Linked DNA regions of Homo sapiens: region 2 is linked to region 1. The links are chromatin loops, found by intact Hi-C in ENCODE. Cell type or tissue: chondrocyte. All regions are shown on one strand. Links, peaks and the distances in the headings refer to the core of each region. The heading gives the core; the rest is flanking DNA. Region 1 has its middle 25 kb from the start of PITRM1. Region 2 overlaps KLF6 (KLF transcription factor 6).

Region 1 (8,673 bases), core at 2,726-5,225:
GAGCTGCTCATCCTCACTCAGCATCACCGTGAACTTCCCTCCAGGCCCAACCCAGGACCCCACGGTCCCCAGTGCCCGCCACATGCTCCCACATTCACACTAGGGAAGTGTAAGCCAAAAGGAAAATTCTAAGTCCCTCAAGCCTCATTACACCCCACTCTTTTGGGGTTTAGGCACAACTGACCAGCATTTACGTTAGAACAGAGACCACAAGACTGACAGAGGGAACTCTGTGGCAATATAATACCAAATTTTACACAGACCCTAAGGCAGTACCAGGCAAGGGTTAAGTCACACACCCCACACTTAAAGAATAAACTGTGTTCTAACTCTCATAAGGTGTTTCTTTTTCTCTGGCAGCTAAATAAGCCCTGGCCCCGAGATGAGCAATGTCGCAGCAGTTAGAGCTCACCAACCATCAGACACCGCCCAACGGAACCCCATTCCAGCAGCCACCACTACAGCTTTGATTAGGCCAGAGACTGATTTCAGTAACTTTCTCCTAATTAAAAGACCCCCAAGCATGGACTGGTTCCAGCTGCTTTACAGAGGCTGAGCACTTGAGTGCCTCTGTGTCCTGAAAAGAACATTTGATGTATATGGCCCAACTGTAACTCATTTAAATGTTGGGTTTACACCCCAAGGTGAACTTGGGTCATATGTAACAGGCATGTTTGTGCATTATGCATGTGCCAGCCCCCTTCATGAATATTCATAGCTGCTCCTATAATCTGTTGAATATGCATGCTTGGCCAATCCATTCAGCATGGACCCCTGTTCCATTCTCCTCTCCCTCGCAGGTGACTGCCTCCCAGGCTCCAGGCTGGGCAATGCTTCCCAGCCTGTTGGGATGGCCACCTTGCAGCCTGTAACCCTTTGGAAGGTAGTTTCCTTTCTAAATGTGTAGGTTGTGTGATTTTGAGTTAACAAAGTTCTTGAAATCTCTCTTTCATTCTTTAACAAATATGAGGGGGTCATCTATCCCGTGCCAGGCGCTAGAAGAAGTGAACCAGACAGAGTTCATCTCAAACTTTAAGGAACTCTCAATCCAGTGAGGTTAAACAGGCAGGGAAAGTGGCAAGTTCACAGGCAGGGCTAAGTGCCTCATAGGAAAGCCCTCCCCAGGTCAGTGATAGGGTTTGGCTCTGTCCCCACCCAAATCTCATCTTGAACTGTAGCTCCCACGATTCCCATGCGTCATGGGAGGAACCCAGTGGGAGGTAATTGAATCATGGGGGTGGGTTTTTTTTCTGTGCTGTTCTCTTGATCGTGAGTGAGTCTCATGAGATCTGATGGTTTTATAAAGGGGAGTTCCCCTACACAAGCTCTCTCTTGCCTGCTGCCATGTAAGACGTCCCTTGCTCTTCCACCATGATTTTGAGGCCGCCCCAGCCCTGTGGAATTGCGAGTCCATTAAAGCTCTTTCCTTTATAAATTACCCAGTCTCCAGTATGTCTTTATTAGCAGCGTGAGAGCAGACCAATATAGTCAGAGTCCTCAGTAATGAGCAGGGCAAGTTCGACAGCTGGGCCGAGCACTACGCCAGGAGCAATGCGTCTGGCTTCCTGGAAAGGTGGGCTTTATGTCTTGGCCATCTACAAGGATCCCCTGCACAACCAGCTACCTGGCACCCCTTCCCTCCAAAAGAATCCACCCTTCTGGCTGATGAAGGATGTCTTGTTCATGTGGATGCTTTCAACCCCAAACAGACCACCCGGCACACAGTAAGTGCTCAGTTTTTACTTGTTTTATAAGACTTGCAAGCATCAGTTATGATCAGATGGGACAGGGCTCCAATCGTTTGCCTCATTCGCAGGATGGTGGCCTTGAGCCTAGGGAATAAGCCTGCAGCCATGAGTCCTGACACCTAGGGACCTGCTTGCCGCCAGGTCTGGAGAGTTTCCAGCGGGCTCTTAGAAGGCTGTAAGGCAGCCAGGAGCAGCCAGCAGCACCTGAGCCAGGGCGAGCAGCTTTGACTCAGTGGGTTTCCTGACGCATGGTTGAGACCACACACATACTCCTCCATCCTCAGCCTTCCAGAAACGAGCCCCGCAGATGCCTCTGTGTGCTGCGATTTGCTTCCTCATTTACTTCTCTGTGTCTGAAGTTCCTCTTCTGCCTTACCTGCTGGTCCCTGCAAGCTGCCCTCCTCACCTCCCTGTTCGCCTGCTGACACCACAACCTGAATTCTCACTCTGGTCCCGGCCCAGACACACAAATGGGCCTCACCTGCCCTGACAGTGGAGGAGACCCTAAGCAGCTAGGGACCCTAACCAGCCAGGGACCCTAACCAGACTGGGGACCCTGGGGCTGCGCTGGGCAGGTGAGGCCCGTGTGTGTTTGTGCTTCAGTTTGCCCCATGACATCCGTGCACGTGACCGTCTGTTCTGTGTTTGTTCTGCCTGAATGTGTGAGAAAGCTGCCCCGATTTCTACTAAAACTAAACCCAGGCTGGGAGAGACCTCCAGGTCAGCAGGAGCTAAGGGGGTGCAGAAAAGCTGAGGCCAGTGGCTGGATCCCTTCCCCACATCTGTCTCCATCTGTGTGATCTCTCTGCTGCTTCTTCAAGGCTGAGCCACGCTTCCCCAGCCTGGTGTCTCTGTGCACGAGGGCTGTCGCCACAAAGCACCACAGACTGGGGGTTTAACTCCCAGCAAGGTATTTCTCACAGTCCTAGAGGCTGCAAGTCTGAGATGATGGTGTGGGCAGGGCCAGTTCATCCTGAGTCCTCTCCATGGCTTGCAGACGGCGTCTTCTCCCTGTGTCCTCACAGGGTCGTCCCTCTGTGTGCACCTGCATCCGAATCTCCTCCTCTTATCAGGACATCAACCCTGTGGTTTAGAGACTACCCTGATGGCCTCATTTTACATTAATTACCTCTTTAAAGACCCTATCTCCAAATACAGTCATAATCTGAGGTCCCAGGGGTTGGGGCTTCCATGTAGGATTTCCTGGGAGACACAATTCGGCCATCACATGACCACCAGTGTCCCCTTGGGCATGCATTGAATGCTTGTGTTCACCCCAAAAATTCATGTCAAAGCCCAAGCCCCTCATATGGCAGTATTTAGAGGCAGGAACTTGGGGAGACAATGAGGGTTGGATGAAGCTATGACTTGGGGCCCCACGATGGGACCAGCGCTGTAAAAAGAAGAGGAAGGGGGCAGAGCTCTCTCTCTCTCCCTCTCCTCTCTCTGTCTCTCCTCTCTCTCTCTCCCCCACCCCCATGTGAGGATACAGTGAGAAGGTGCCCTCTCTCAACCAGGAAAAGGCCCTCATCAGCAAGTGAATCTGCCGGTGCCTTGACCTTAGACTTCAGTCTCCAGAACTGTGAGGAATCCCTGTTTGCTGCTGAAGTCACTCAGTCTTCGGTATTTTGTCACGGCCCGAGCTGGCTAAGACAACCAAGCACTTCTTAAGTAACGAATGGGCCCTTCTCAGAGCCCAAATTAGCCCTAAACACGATTCACCTGAAACACTGGGCATTCCAATCCTAAATCATGAGAATCAGCTGAGCTTCAGACTGGTTTAAATGCCAAAGAATAAACAAGAGAATGCAATATTCAAAAAGACATTAAAGTTTGAATTATCTCAATCACCTGCATATATCCAATTGGCTAGATTTTCACATTTTCAAATAAATATTGACTGCATTTGCACTCAGTGGAACTATATTCCTAAGTAATATTCTGGGAGTTGTATACAAGACAATTTTATGAAGCCTCTTTAACATCACCTCGTTTTAGAGTCTGTGTCACATAATTGACACCCGCCGTGCTGGGGGCAGTGTGGTTTGCCACAGTCGCAATCACTGGCGAATGAGCTAATCCCGAAAGTTGTTTTATGAGCTTCTTTTCACCAGTGACACCGAAGCACTGATCCCTGTCCCTGATAAGCCTCGTGTAATGACTCAACCCTAAGAAATCCACAAACAGACAGCTATCCCTTAAATGAATGCATTTTTGAGAGATCCCAGTGAAAATTCTGAGCTGCCGTTGCTGGAAGACCTGATGGGGACGTCTCCTTTCGCTGCTCCATGTGGTAACGCAATGGTCAGCGGTCACTCCCTCCTGATGGAAGGAACCAGCAGCACCTGCCTGCTACCAGCTGTAGAACGAGGGAGACTGAGTGGGAGACGTTCCCAGAGTCTCGGCAGCGCCCGGCCCGGTTCAGCCAGGCCTCTGCTGCCCTCCGGTGGCCTTCGGCTGGAAGCAGCGGACAGAGAGTCCCGCTGCAGGAGGCTGGGACGCAGAGCATTCCTGGAATTAATTCCTGGACTGCTGGGAAAGCGGCCGGGGTGTCTGGGGTGTGCAGGACTAAAGCAAACCACTCAGCCCTCGGCCTGTAACTCCTTGCTTCCCCCAGTGCATTTTTCTCCTTGGTAAAATCCAGATGAAATGAACCAAAAGAAAAAGCAGCCTCCAAGATGAGAGGTCCCGGAAGGAAGCCTTGGAAGGAAGCGAGGGGACGCCCCTGGCCTCGGCCTCATTGCCTGTTCCTTCTCCTCGGCAGCTCTGCATGGCCCCCCAGCAGGACAGCTCATCCAAGGACACCCCTGCCTGGGGCCTGAGGACCCACCTGCAGGGCCAGACCCCCCTCCCCACCCCGGGGTGAACACAGCCCCCACAGGCCCCAGTGGGCGGGAATGTTCCCCGTGGTGGCCATTCACATAACAGGACAAAAGAGCCCCCACGTTTGCTGGGATGACTCTTGGGAGACCGCCAGCAAGTTGCAGACCACGGCAGAGGCCGAGCTGAGATGGGAATTCCATGCCCAGGTCTCCCTGGACTGAGGGAACGTGATAGAAAGCTGAAATAGAAACAGAAACAATAGTGACGCCTCTTTAGAAAGGCTACAACTGAAAACTGGTTCCCAGTCTAGCCTGATGGACACACGATCTGAAGAGATCCAAGACCCGTTTCTGAGAGGAGAGAGAAGACCGTGGCCGGCAGACAGGGGTGATGCTCTCAGCTGCCCTTTTCCAGCCAAGGCCAGAAATGTGGTGTTGCTTTGGCTGGCTTTACACCCAGGACCCCAAGCGAGCTTCCTCCCCAAAGTGGGCTGTCCTCTGGACTCTGGGTTGGGGACATCTCTGAGCCAGCTGGGAGGTCAGAGACAGGTTTACAACCAGGAACCCCCTCCCAGGCCCGGCATGAAGCGTGGGCTGCGTACCTTAAAAATGTGGCTTTAGAAAGTGAAATGTTGGCCGGGCGCAGTGGTTCACACCAGTAATCCCAGCACTTTGGGAGACCGAGATGGGCGGATCACCTGAGGTCAGGAGTTCAAGACCACCCTGGCCAACATGGTGAAACCCCATCTCTGCTAAAAATACAAAACTTGGCCGAATGTGGTGGCGGGCGCCTGTAGTCCCAGCTACTTGGGAGGCTGAGGCATGAGAATTGCTTGAACCCTGGGAGGCAGAGGCTGCAGTGAGCTGAGATCGTGCCACTGCACTCCAGCCTGGGTGACAGAGTGAGACTCCATCTCAAAAAAAAAAAAAAGAAAAAGAAAAAGAAAAGAAAAAAGAAAACAAGAAAGTGAAGCAGCGTCAACACCAGCCAGGCTCAGTACCCTGGAATTACATATTCAGTTTGTGGCCTGATGTGGGGTAAGTTGGTTTCAAAGAAACAATAAACCTGTAATTTTAACAAATTGATGTTTGGCAAACTAGACATTCTAGAAGGCAGTCGTTCAGAGGGCAGCTGCTGGTGGCTGGACAGCTTCTGAACGGGCAGCCAGTGTCCATGGCCAGGTGGGCAGTATTTGCTTCTCAGTTCCAACTGGAATCATGACTCCAAAGCGACAGCTGCCACGAGCAACAGAGAATGGAGAGAGACACACCCAAGCGTGGCCACACAGCAATTCACAGTCAGGAAGGAGAAGCCGGAGAGGGACTCAGCCGATGACCCCAGGAGCCACAGAACTCCCACTCACTGCAGGCGAATCTACCCGGGAGAGAAGGGAAAAGAGGTTCCCCAAACACCACCAGGGAATAGGATGATATTCATAGCAACAAGCATTTATATGATACTCTGTGCTGGGTGCTTTACCTGTATGTACTCATGAATCTTGATAACGCTTGAGCCAGGAGCTCTTCCGTGAACATTGTCGTTTTGTAGAAGAAGAAACAGAGTCACAGGGCCCCCAAGGGACCTGCCCGGGTCCTACAGCTTTAAGAAGTAGAGCTGAACTTACACCCAGGGCCCTGGCTCCAAAGCCCACCCTGGTAATCCATGATGAATCACCCACCTCTGCGTTGGCCTCACCAATAAAGCTCTGATCCAAAGGTCCAGGCTCGGTCCCCGTGGTGGGCTGGTGGCATAACTGGACAAAAATGCCCCAGCGTTTGCTGGGATGGCTCTTGGAAGACCGCCAGCAAGTGGGAGAATACGAGAGAGACCATGCTGAGATGGAAATTCTAGGCCCGTATTCCAATGAACTGAGAAAAACAACGGGAAGCTGAAATAGAAACAGGGGTGATAGTGACATTTTTTTCAGAAGGACCTCCTGGGAAGATGGAAGTGAGGCAGACATGGCCCTTCTCCCGGACACTAGAGCCTGCACAGGCCTTCTCGATGGGTGAAGGGGAGCTGCTCCCCCGGCCTGAGGCCAGCGGGGGAAAGTTCTGGAACCTGAGCCCCTGAGTGTCTCCTGTGATGGGCAGAGCCCTGTGTGGTGACAAAGACAGGTGCTCAGTGTCTGCTGGCTCCTGAGCTTCCATCTGACTCTTCAGGACACAAACTCTCAGGTTTCCACTCCATTTCCCAAAGGGGTCTGTGCACACAGGGGGCCCCAGCCCAGCCCAGGAGCCACCAGGGCCTCCAGTCAGAGGACAGAGTAACAAATTTCAGTGAGGACAAATAGAAAAAACAGTAAGAGGGTAGAAGTGGAGTTAATCAGTTCATTGTTCCCTGTTTCCCTGAACAGAATTTTTTTTTAAGACGGAGCCTTGCTCTGCCACCGAGGCTGGAGTGCAGTGGCGCAGAGCAGCCTTGAGCTCCCGGCTTCAATCCATCTTCCCGTCTCAGCCTCCCGAGTAGCTGGGACCACAGGCATGTGCCACCACACCCAGCTAATGTTTTGTATTTTTTGTAGAGACAGGGTTTCGCTCTGTTGTCCAAACTCGTCTCAGACCCCTGAGCAGAAGCAATCTGCCTGCCTCAGCCTTTCAAAGTGCTGGGACTACAGGCATGAGCCGCCGTGCCCAGCCAGGATACTTGAAAATCTCAATATCATGAATTCGTTGCATATTATTTTGAATTCGTGTTAAACTGAACTATAGATATTCAGAAGATATTTTCGTTTTTCTCTTTTTTCTTTATTTTTAAACTTCTCTTGTTTCCTAATAAGGCTTTATCTCTCAATACTAAACATTGGCAATGCATTGTGTGGGTGGAAACAAGATTCCTGTTCCCTGGAAATTGGAAGGCAGATGGTGGCTTTCCAATGTCCATCAACTGCCAGGAGTTAAAGTGAGGGAGACACAGACAGGTGACCCCAGAAGCCATGTTTCTCCACATGTAAAGGACATATTTTCGGCTTCCCTACTCCCCTTTCTCTTGACGTGTCTCGCTGCTATTTATGGAGTTCGGGGTTGTCTGGTGATGCAAAGCCGCATTGCATAAACCTCTGTGCAGTAACACACCTTTGGGTGGACATGAGAGGTCCCTTAGTTTACTCTGTGGTGCTCATGGACACCATGTCCATGGCGTCCACTAAGAAAGCGTCATTCAAACCAGCTGCTGTCACTCTTCTCTTACCCAGGACACACCAGGCACCCGAAAACTACAAAGTGAGGGAAGGTTACTGGAGGGGTAGCCCTTCTACACAAAAAGTGGTTTGTCAAAACTATAGCTAGAAGGTAGTCCAGTCAAATGGCATTTGCCTTTTGACTTTATATCTTCAGGAGTTTGGGCAGCAAGTGAAAGAAACCAGCTTAAAGCTATAAAACTGGAAAATCCAGGAGTAAAGATGGCGTAAGGCAGGGTGAGTAGAGGGTGCAGAGCATGGGACCATCGTCCTTCCCTCTCCTGCCCTGCCTGGCTTTCCACGGCTTCATTTCGGGGAGGCTTAGTCTGTCTCTCAGAAACCCAAGTGAAAAATAAAAGTAACTTTCCTAAGAGTCCCCCAAAATTCTAGAATTGAGTTTTTGCTGACTTAGTCATTTGTTCATTCCTTATCCAATCACTGTAGCCTGAGGCAGGGAAACGCTCTGATGGGCCAGGCCTCCAGCTCAGAGGTGAGTCCAGGCCACGTGCTATGAATGGAGAGCTATTGTCTGGGGCAGGAGGCAGAGGAAGGAGGGCTCGCGCCGAGTGAAACGAAGAGGGGAAATATGAATGAATGTCTCGGAAGCAAAAGCAGCACACACCCACTCCAGACGCCACGCCCAGAGCTCCAATTCCCAACAGGGGCGCCGCGCATTTCTTTACAAATTATTTACAACAGGGCACCGCACAAGCCCCCTGTCCTTTTAGAGCGCACCGTGACGTTCCATCCCTTTCCAGCGACAGTGGCTCTGTTTCACTCTTCCTGTTTAAAATGCCAGCCTAGCAGTATGAATTGGTTGTGAGTTTGAATAACTGTCATGAAAGCAATTTTAGTAAAAATAAATAAACCATGTGAAGGACATATTTACTCAACGCAGAGCCCTTGCCAAGGAAATTGTCAAAG
Region 2 (8,673 bases), core at 3,576-6,075, 580 kb before region 1:
CCCGCCCTTCCGAGCGGCGCCTAAGCCTTTGCCGTGAGCATGCACACTGAGAATGCTAATGGTTGGGTTGATTGTATGTTGAGGATCTATTACTGACCGTATGATGAGGCCAACTTTTTTTCCTTGTGGTTAGCAAGACTGCAAGAGATGGAAAAAAAGTAGTTTGAATGTTTTGTGTGTAAGGAGTATACCATGAGATGAGATGACCACCAATCATTTCCTTGGGGGGAGGGGGTGTCTGCACCTTAGAAAAAAAAAGAAAAATCAAAAAAACAAAAAAACAAAAACAAAAAAAGAAGGAAAATCTTGGAGGGTGGGCGTGGGAACTCAGGACCCCAGAGTGGCGAGTGGTGTGGGGAGGGAGAGCCTCTCTCCCCCTTTTCTGTGTGAGAGGAACTCTTAGTGTCTGGTGCAGCTATTAAATGTGCAATGTGTCAAGTAGCTTGTTTTACACGCTACAACATAGCTCATTTGTAACCCATTGTATAAGCTGTGTATTTACAAATATAACACAACAATTTAACTTTTCCTTAGAATACAAAAAGTCATGCATGGTCTGGGGAACTATATGCTTTTCCATTTTTAAGTCAGGACTGCAATACTGATTCCAGTTAATGAGCAGCTAAGATCCAATCTGTCTAATACAGTGACCCCCTAGCCATCCGGGCCTGGCAATATACAATTTTTTTTCCCCTCCAAGTTTGTAACACTCCCCTTCCAGAAAGGCATTGTGCAACACAGGATTATTTTTAAATGATTCTGAATTTGAATTAACTTTTTGGAGAATTCTGTGATGCCCTTAGAAGAAATTGGACACGTATTGAGTGTCACAAAGCTGGGGCTGGGAATTGCTGGTCTAATGTTTCATTAGACTTAAGAACCTAAAATTTTTCTCAGTTGGGTGGATAAAACCACTAACGCTTAGAAACTGTTTTCTCATGCAGCTATGTTTCTCTTATTTATGCCTTGAGGACTAATTTCTGGTTTTCTAGCTGTTAATGCACTGTTGACCTTCATAATGGTGCCTTACGCAAGCGATCCCTTCTGTGGGGGTCTCATACAGGGGTGTGGGCGATGCATGCTTTATTAAGGCTCTTGTTTCACCTGGCAGTGTACTGTATCAACGTATAATACAGAAAAAAAATCTCTTTAAGGTCCTCCTTCACAAAGACATAGAGTGAAACTCCCTTTACATGTCAGTATTTGTTCAACACTTTAGGCAACTTGACTGTCAGTGTTAAAATGGAAAACAGGAAAATGGAAAAATCTGACCAATTCTGCCACCTTGAGACTTTCATATAGACCTTGCACAACAATTGTATAGATCACACACCGGCTGTATTTAATATGTAACATTTTCACACATATTAAAGATACAGAAGTATTAAAAAACCCCCAATGTTAATGTATTTGCTTAAAAGGCACAAGTTTCACATATCTGTCTAGCTATCTGTTGGTAATACAGAAAGTATACTACTTTTTTAAAAAAGTGGGCAGAATTCTTGTGTATGTATATTTGTGTGTACAGTATGTGTATGTGTGTATATATATATATTATATATATAGATAATATATAAATATTTTTTTTAAGGAGAAACTAGAATGTTTAGCTAGAAAATTCCACAGCCTGTGAAGAAATATTTCAAAATGGCCATAAAGGAGGTAAAAATGAAAACCATAACCTAACTTTTATAGAGGCTTTATCTTTAATTTAACGATGTGCGGAGGACTTTCTTGCTTGAATCTGTTCCGGGCTGTCTGCTCTGTCCATCAAATGGGCAGGTCTGGAATGGGGCACCTTCGGCCGTTCAGAAGTGGCCTGAACAGAATGCTGGAACCCAGGCTGGACTCGGACACACTAAGGTTTTGATTTTGAATTTCAGCCTTATTAGAAGATCTAACCTAAGAGTAAGCTAACCACAGGGATTCTTTTGTAGAACACTTTTTATGCAGATGAAGCTATTTTTTCCAGCAAGTAGATTCTTCCAGTTTTTCCAAGGAGTAATTTCCCCGAATTGGCATACCACGGCGTGGACAGCTGATATTTCACCCAGCTGCTGGCTTGTGGGTGTGGCTCTTTGCTTTATATATATATACACACATGTGAGTCTGGCTGGGCTGGTATTTTGTTTGATCTTCCTGGAAATGAGCAGTGACTAACGCTCACATAACTGGTTTTTTTTTTATCTGGGCTGATGAATACATTTACCTAAGAAACTCATTTCGTTTTACTTAAGAGGGGAAGTGCAGTTTTCTTTTGGCAGTTCAGAATCCAAGCACTTGATTTGCTGGGTTTGGAAAACTCCTTTTTTGGCCTTCTATGTGCTTAGCCATAACAATTCCATTAAGCAAGAAGGTAAGCAAAAGACAAAAAAAAAAAAAGGAAAAAAAAAAACTTGCACTGGCTTGTCTCACTTACGAAACATGTCGGAGCTGTTTGCCTGGGTGGGGCTGGGTACCGTACCTGTCAATGCCTGTGATTTTCATAATTAGCACGTACATAAAGAAGTACATTCTGTTCAGGTGATAACTGAGCCTCAATCAAGCAGAAACTTTTTGCTTGAAATTAAAAAAAAATTTCTATTAGTGAAATTTCTTTTTTTTTTTTTTTTGGAAGCACCCTGTTATCTAAAGAATCTTTGTAAGATTTTTGTAAAATTTTGTTTTACAAGATTTTATTTGAAATTGTTTTTTGCAAGATTGTTATATTTCTGTATGAATGTATTTTTTATTGGAATAACATAAAAGAATTCTTATCAGCATCTTGAGTCTGGTTGTTTTTTTTGGGGGAAGGGGGTTGTTGGAACAGATTCCTCCTGCATTCATCACCCTGGCTTCCTCCTGGGGGCAAATCTTCATTGAGCAACCCTGAGAACAACTCACCGACCTCAGCCCCTTCCTCTTTCCACAGCCTGTCCTGGGAGCTGGAGAGGATGTCAGCGAGCCTGACATTGCCCTCCCTGAATGCATCAAATACTCTTCTCCAAGGACTGACAAAAACAACCCCCCGGCTGTGGGCACAGTAGGGAACCATGCCGGTTTGATCTTCCATTGCTCAAGCCAGGGAATGCATTGCAGAGGCACCTGCACAACGACAAACTTGAGTGTTTCCCTGCCACTTCTGTGCCTCCACAGCCTGCTCCAGTTCCGCAGCTAGAGCTGGGCCTACCTTCCCCAGCCAGCCCTGCCACACACCTGGCTGAGGCATGTCTGGGAGGGGTGGAGGAGGCAGAGGGACTCCAGGCCAGAGGGCTGTTCTCACAACCTCAGCCCACTCTCAGTCAAGGAGGGCAGAAAATAAAAGATGACATCACTGCCAGAGGAGTTACATCTCTTTTTTTTCTTTTAAGGCCAATAAGATACATTAAATGTAGAGTTTGTTTGAAAATAGGCAGCCTTTTGTTTTTTAGAGCAATGTTTAGCAAGTAATCTCAGCTTTGCTTTACTGTGTGGACCAGGACAATTTGATCCTTGTAGGAGTCCATTTTCAGATTACACTAAGCCAATCAGTAGCAATGGGGTAAATCAATGTGTTTCCGTGGGAACCAGCTTCTTAGTGTGACAACAAGGATATTCTACTTGAGGTGGCTTAAGCGCTCACTCCTCTCCATAGCTCTTCATTTTGCTAAACGTGGGGAATTTACAGTGGTTGCTTTTAATTTTATAATTGGAGAGGGGATGGATGTTAAGATGTGTGCCCAGACTAGGAATGTTCATTAATTTTCTTTCTATAACTGTGGTAAAAATGTCAGCAGTTTGGAGGGAGCTGTGGTAGGGCAGGACGTGGGGAGCAGACGACATTATTGCCGGGATTCGTGGGCGTGTTCTATCCCCAAGCACATGTCAACATGACTCATGGTTGGATTGCCCCGAATGTACAGTCTAAATTTAAAGTCTTGATAGTCATTCGCGGCTACTATTAAGACTTGACCACTTTGTCATGGAAAGACTATGCAGGACAGCTAAGTTATGTTCAAATAAGGCTGTTAGCGCTGCCGTGCAAGGAATCGGCTGCAACCTTAGGGTATTTATAGAAGTATAAAAAATTTCAGTCTGCTTAACAAATTTTTTGAAACCTAGCTAAAAGAAGAAAGGAAATGTTCTAGCTTGAACGAGCTGTGTGCTTTGGACAATTTGCTGAGCTACACCGACCCTCAGTTTGCTTATTGCTAAAATAGGGCTAGGTCACGTGGATCCAGCATTCTCGATAGCACTACAATTCTGTGGTGTGTAAGTATAGGGTGCACTTCAAATTACACGTTCGCCATCTTCAGAGTGCTGGCCTCAGCTCGAGAAAGCTTTCTCTTGTGCTACATGAAAGAATTGTTGAGGAAAACTGTGCTCAAATGGAAACTAGGACTTTCTCAGATTGCCCTTTGCCCGTCTAATTACAGTTAAGTTATTTAGACATTTGTTGCGTTATAGCATACCATTTTTTAAATTAAAATCACCATTTTTGAAAAGTGCTGTTGTAGCTGTAAATGGACCCAAAGTCTCCCAAGTGTCCCCACTTTACCGGCCCCGTTCCCTATCCAAGTTGACCTGAGTGCTCAAAGGACAACACAGGCAATCGGAGGAAAGTGTCTTCCTTTTCTGCTGTAATTGCTACGGAGAAAGAACACAGCTTTCACACCTAACTCCCCTCTTTTCTGTTAATATTATGCCACCAGGAGCTACTTTTAAACAACCATCCTTGCCAAACGGAATTACTTTCCTAGCAAAATTTCATGATGATGCAGATAATGGTGTCTGCTTCCTACTTCTTGTGCTGTAGATTACAGGACCCCAACCCCCAGGCCACGGATCGATACTGTTCCAGATCAGTGGTGGCATTAGCTTCTCAAAGGAGCATGAACCACCCTATTGTGAACCGTGCATGCGAGGCATCCAGGTGGCATGCTCCTTATGGGAATATAATGGCCTAATGCCTGGTGATCTAAGGTGAAACAGATTTATCCCCAAACCGTCTCCCACCCCCACCTATCCCTACCCTTCTCCACCCCCAAGTCCCACCATCCCTGGTCCGTGGAAAACCTGTCTTCCGTGAAACCAATCCCTGGTGCCAAGAAGGCTGGAGACCGCTGCAGTAGATGTTATATCTATTTCACAGATGAGGAAAACTGAGGCCCTGAGAGACAACACAACTTTCCTGAGGTCACAGCTAGGAAGCAGCAGGCTCAGCATACTGGTCCAGGTCTCTTAGATGCGAAAGACCGTGCTTTTTGTCACCATCCCACACTGCTGTCTCGCCCAACCTTTGCTGTTCGATCTGCAGCAGCCACCATAATATGACATTACATGTATGAAATGCAGACAGGGCTTTCTCGCAATTCAGAAGCACTCCAGCTACAAATTGTGCTGTAATCCTGAGAAAACAAAAGTAACCATTTTGAATTGCTTTCAAGATATGAGACAGATGGCACATATTTATTTTTAATGTTTAAGAAGATAGAGAAAGCAATTGGAGATGTGACATCCTGCATTAATTGGCATGAATCACCTAATGCACACAGTTAAGATACAGAGAGACGAAAATGAGGCCCATGCATCACGCAAATGAGGACCACAACAAAGTGTGTTTAACTAGATTTATTTTATAACAAGGTCTTTCTGTTTCTAAGTAATTTTAACGAGAATTCTCTAAACGTCTGTGGATGAAGAGACAAAGAGGAGAGTAAATATGGGTTCCACATGTCCTGAGAGAAGCCACGCCAGGCGGCACGATCACCACAGAATCTTAAAAGACAGATTTAACCAGAATGCCCATTGGCCTACGAGTCCCGTTCAGCTGCAGTTGCTAGGTTGCATTTACTTTCCTTTACATGATCTGTACAAAACACTGTAAGTGTGTGTGTGTTTGTATTTAAATATATGTGTATGTATATATAAAATGTACATACATACACACAAATACACATGTATGTATATACATTTTATATATACATATACAAATATATATATATACATATACAAATATATATATACATATACAAATATATATATACATATACAAATATATATATACATATACATATATATATATATATGTCAATGATCACATGATCTCTGGAATTATTTTTTAAACTAAGAGCCCCAATTCAGATCTGCCATGAACAAACAACGAGCTTCTTTCGAAGCTCCAGGGCTTGGCTAATGGGTAACTGAACACAGGGTTGCACGCCATTTTTCCAAGATTTGCCCTTTGTTGACGACAGGCACATTTATGGGTGACTTGCAGGTATCAACCAAGCACAGCGCCGCTCCCCTTGATTTCTTAAGTTTCGCGTTACCACATTTCATTTGGTTCTGCAAGATCTGCTTCCAGATGTGCAAGATAGTTAATGACATGCACTGACATTATCAGTTAACTCACTCCAGAGCCAGGCGGCATGACCCAGGTGGCATTTTTCTGTTGGTGAGGAGACAAGAAAGTGGGGCAGTTTGGGCTGCAGTAGAATGCAGCCTTCTGAATCCTTTCAGATGGGAATGGAAAATCCTTCACTATCATCCCCACCTTCCTTGTGCAATGTGCTATCCTCCCCAAATAGGTGATTTATTCTCAGGTTCAGAAGCTAGATCAAGTGGGCTTACCATGACACATATGTGTGTTTGCTGGGGTTTATTTTTATTTTTTTTAAATCTAACTCCTCATGGTAAATTGCCTTTGAGCAACATTCAAATATACAAATAATTGAGTTCATGTAAATTAAAGAGAACTTAAGTGTTAGCTACCGATTTAAAACAGTCAGCTTAGGATCCAAACTTCAAAGCCATGCATTCAAAGGCCATCGTGCCCTGCCATAAGGTGGAGATAGGAGACAGGAGCTGCTCCAGGATGCGTAGGGCAAGAGACCACTAGAAAGTCCCCCATTTCTTTTGTTGCCATTGCTTTTGGTGTTTTAGACATGAAGTCCTTGCCCATGCCTATGTCCTGAATGGTAATGCCTAGGTTTTCTTCTAGGGTTTTTATGGTTTTAGGTCTAACGTTTAAGTCTTTAATCCATCTTGAATTGATTTTAAAATTGACAAATGGGATCTAATTAAACTAAAGAGCTTCTGCACAGCAAAAGAAACTACCATCAGAGTGAACAGGCAACCTACAAAATGGGAGAAAATTTTCGCAACCTACTCATCTGACAAAGGGCTAATATCCAGAATCTACAATGAACTCAAACAAATTTACAAGAAAGAAACAAACAGCCCCATCAAAAAGTGGGCGAAGGACATGAACAGACACTTCTCAAAAGAAGACATTTATGCAGTGAAAAAACACATGAAAAAATGCCCATCATCACTGGCCATCAGAGAAATGCAAATCAAAACCACAATGAGATACCATCTCACACCAGTTAGAATGGCAATCATTAAAAAGTCAGGAAACAACAGGTGCTGGAGAGGATGTGGAGAAATAGGAACACTTTTACACTGTTGGTGGGACTGTAAACTAGTTCAACCATTGTGGAAGTCAGTGTGGCGACTCCTCAGGGATCTAGAACTGGAAATACCATTTGACCCAGCCATCCCATTACTGGGTATATACCCAAAGGACTATAAATCATGCTGCTATAAAGACACATGCACACGTATGTTTACTGCAGCATTATTCACAATAGCAAAGACTTGGAACCAACCCAAATGTCCAACAATGATAGACTGGATTAAGAAAATGTGGCACATATACACCATGGAATACTATGCAGCCATAAAAAATGATGAGTTCATGTCCTTTGTAGGGACATGGATGAAATTGGAAATCATCATTCTCAGTAAACTATCACAAGAACAAAAAACCAAACACTGCATATTCTCACTCATAGGTGGGAACTGAAAAATGAGATCACATGGACACAGGAAGGGGAATATCACACTCTGGGGACTGTGGTGGGGTGGGGGGAGGGGGGAGGGATAGCATTGGGAGATATACCTAATGCTAGATGACGAGTTAGTGGGTGCAGCGCACCAGCATGGCACATGTATACATATGTAACTAACCTGCACAATGTGCACATGTAGCCTAAAACTTAAAAGTATAATAGAAAAAAAAAAAGAAATTAACTGGGAGGAAGGATGGATTTGGGGTATTATTAATAACAATAATAATAATGTCTACCAAGTGCTCACCACATGCCAGGAATTCTAAGTATATTCATTAGCTCAGATGTACCTGACCACAGAGTTTGGGCTCTTAACTATGTTACCATTCTTTGTTGTCTAAAACAGAGTTCTATAAAGAAATACTTAATTTGGAGATTAAAGTTTTTTAAATCTCAAAAAAAAAAAAAAAAGAAAGTCCCCCATTTCTGAAGCGGCTCCCAGCACGTTCCCCTAGATCTGAGGGGAGGTACAGTAAGATCAGTGAACGCTGGACGGAGCCTCGGCTGCATGGAACAGTAATGTCCACAGATGGTACCAAAGAATGTCGCACAGACCTTCCGGCCTTCTTCGCTGTGTAAGCAGCTCCTTCTCAAGGCTCAAGGATGGCAAGGGGAGGGAGCTGTGGGAACAAGGCCAGTCCCATTCTCTGCCCTGGGAGAAAGGTTTATAGGATTTAAGAGGGGAAGGCATGCCTGCAGCTGCTGGGTCACCATTAATCAATTGTGCCCCACCCACTGAGCTCCCTGCACTTAGGGAATCAGAAATGTTGCCTTTTCAGGATGTGTAGGTTTAGTAACT

Evidence for each region. Hi-C counts contacts between places; a loop is a spot of excess contacts. Peaks named below come from ENCODE experiments on the same cell type or tissue, not always from the same donor. Only the 100,000 strongest peaks of a DNase experiment are listed, where the experiment ranks them.
Region 2: a loop joins it to region 1, with 5 times the contacts of the local background. A loop is called at or near these places in 18 of 110 quality-filtered maps.

The regions. Positions count from the first base shown.
Region 1 is chr10:3,193,055-3,201,727 of GRCh38, reverse strand. No RefSeq gene overlaps it. Among named protein-coding and RNA genes, the nearest start is that of PITRM1, 25 kb to the right of the region's middle. In chondrocyte, for the core only: a CTCF peak has its summit at 4,194 (motif pointing left); a DNase peak (open chromatin) is centred at 4,199.
Region 2 is chr10:3,770,642-3,779,314 of GRCh38, reverse strand. KLF6 (KLF transcription factor 6) reads left to right here. Exons shown (of 4, transcript NM_001300.6): 4 at 1-3,319. Among named protein-coding and RNA genes, the nearest start is that of KLF6, 10 kb to the left of the region's middle. RefSeq lists a silencer at 4,764-5,058. In chondrocyte, for the core only: a CTCF peak has its summit at 4,820; no DNase peak of the experiment used is centred there.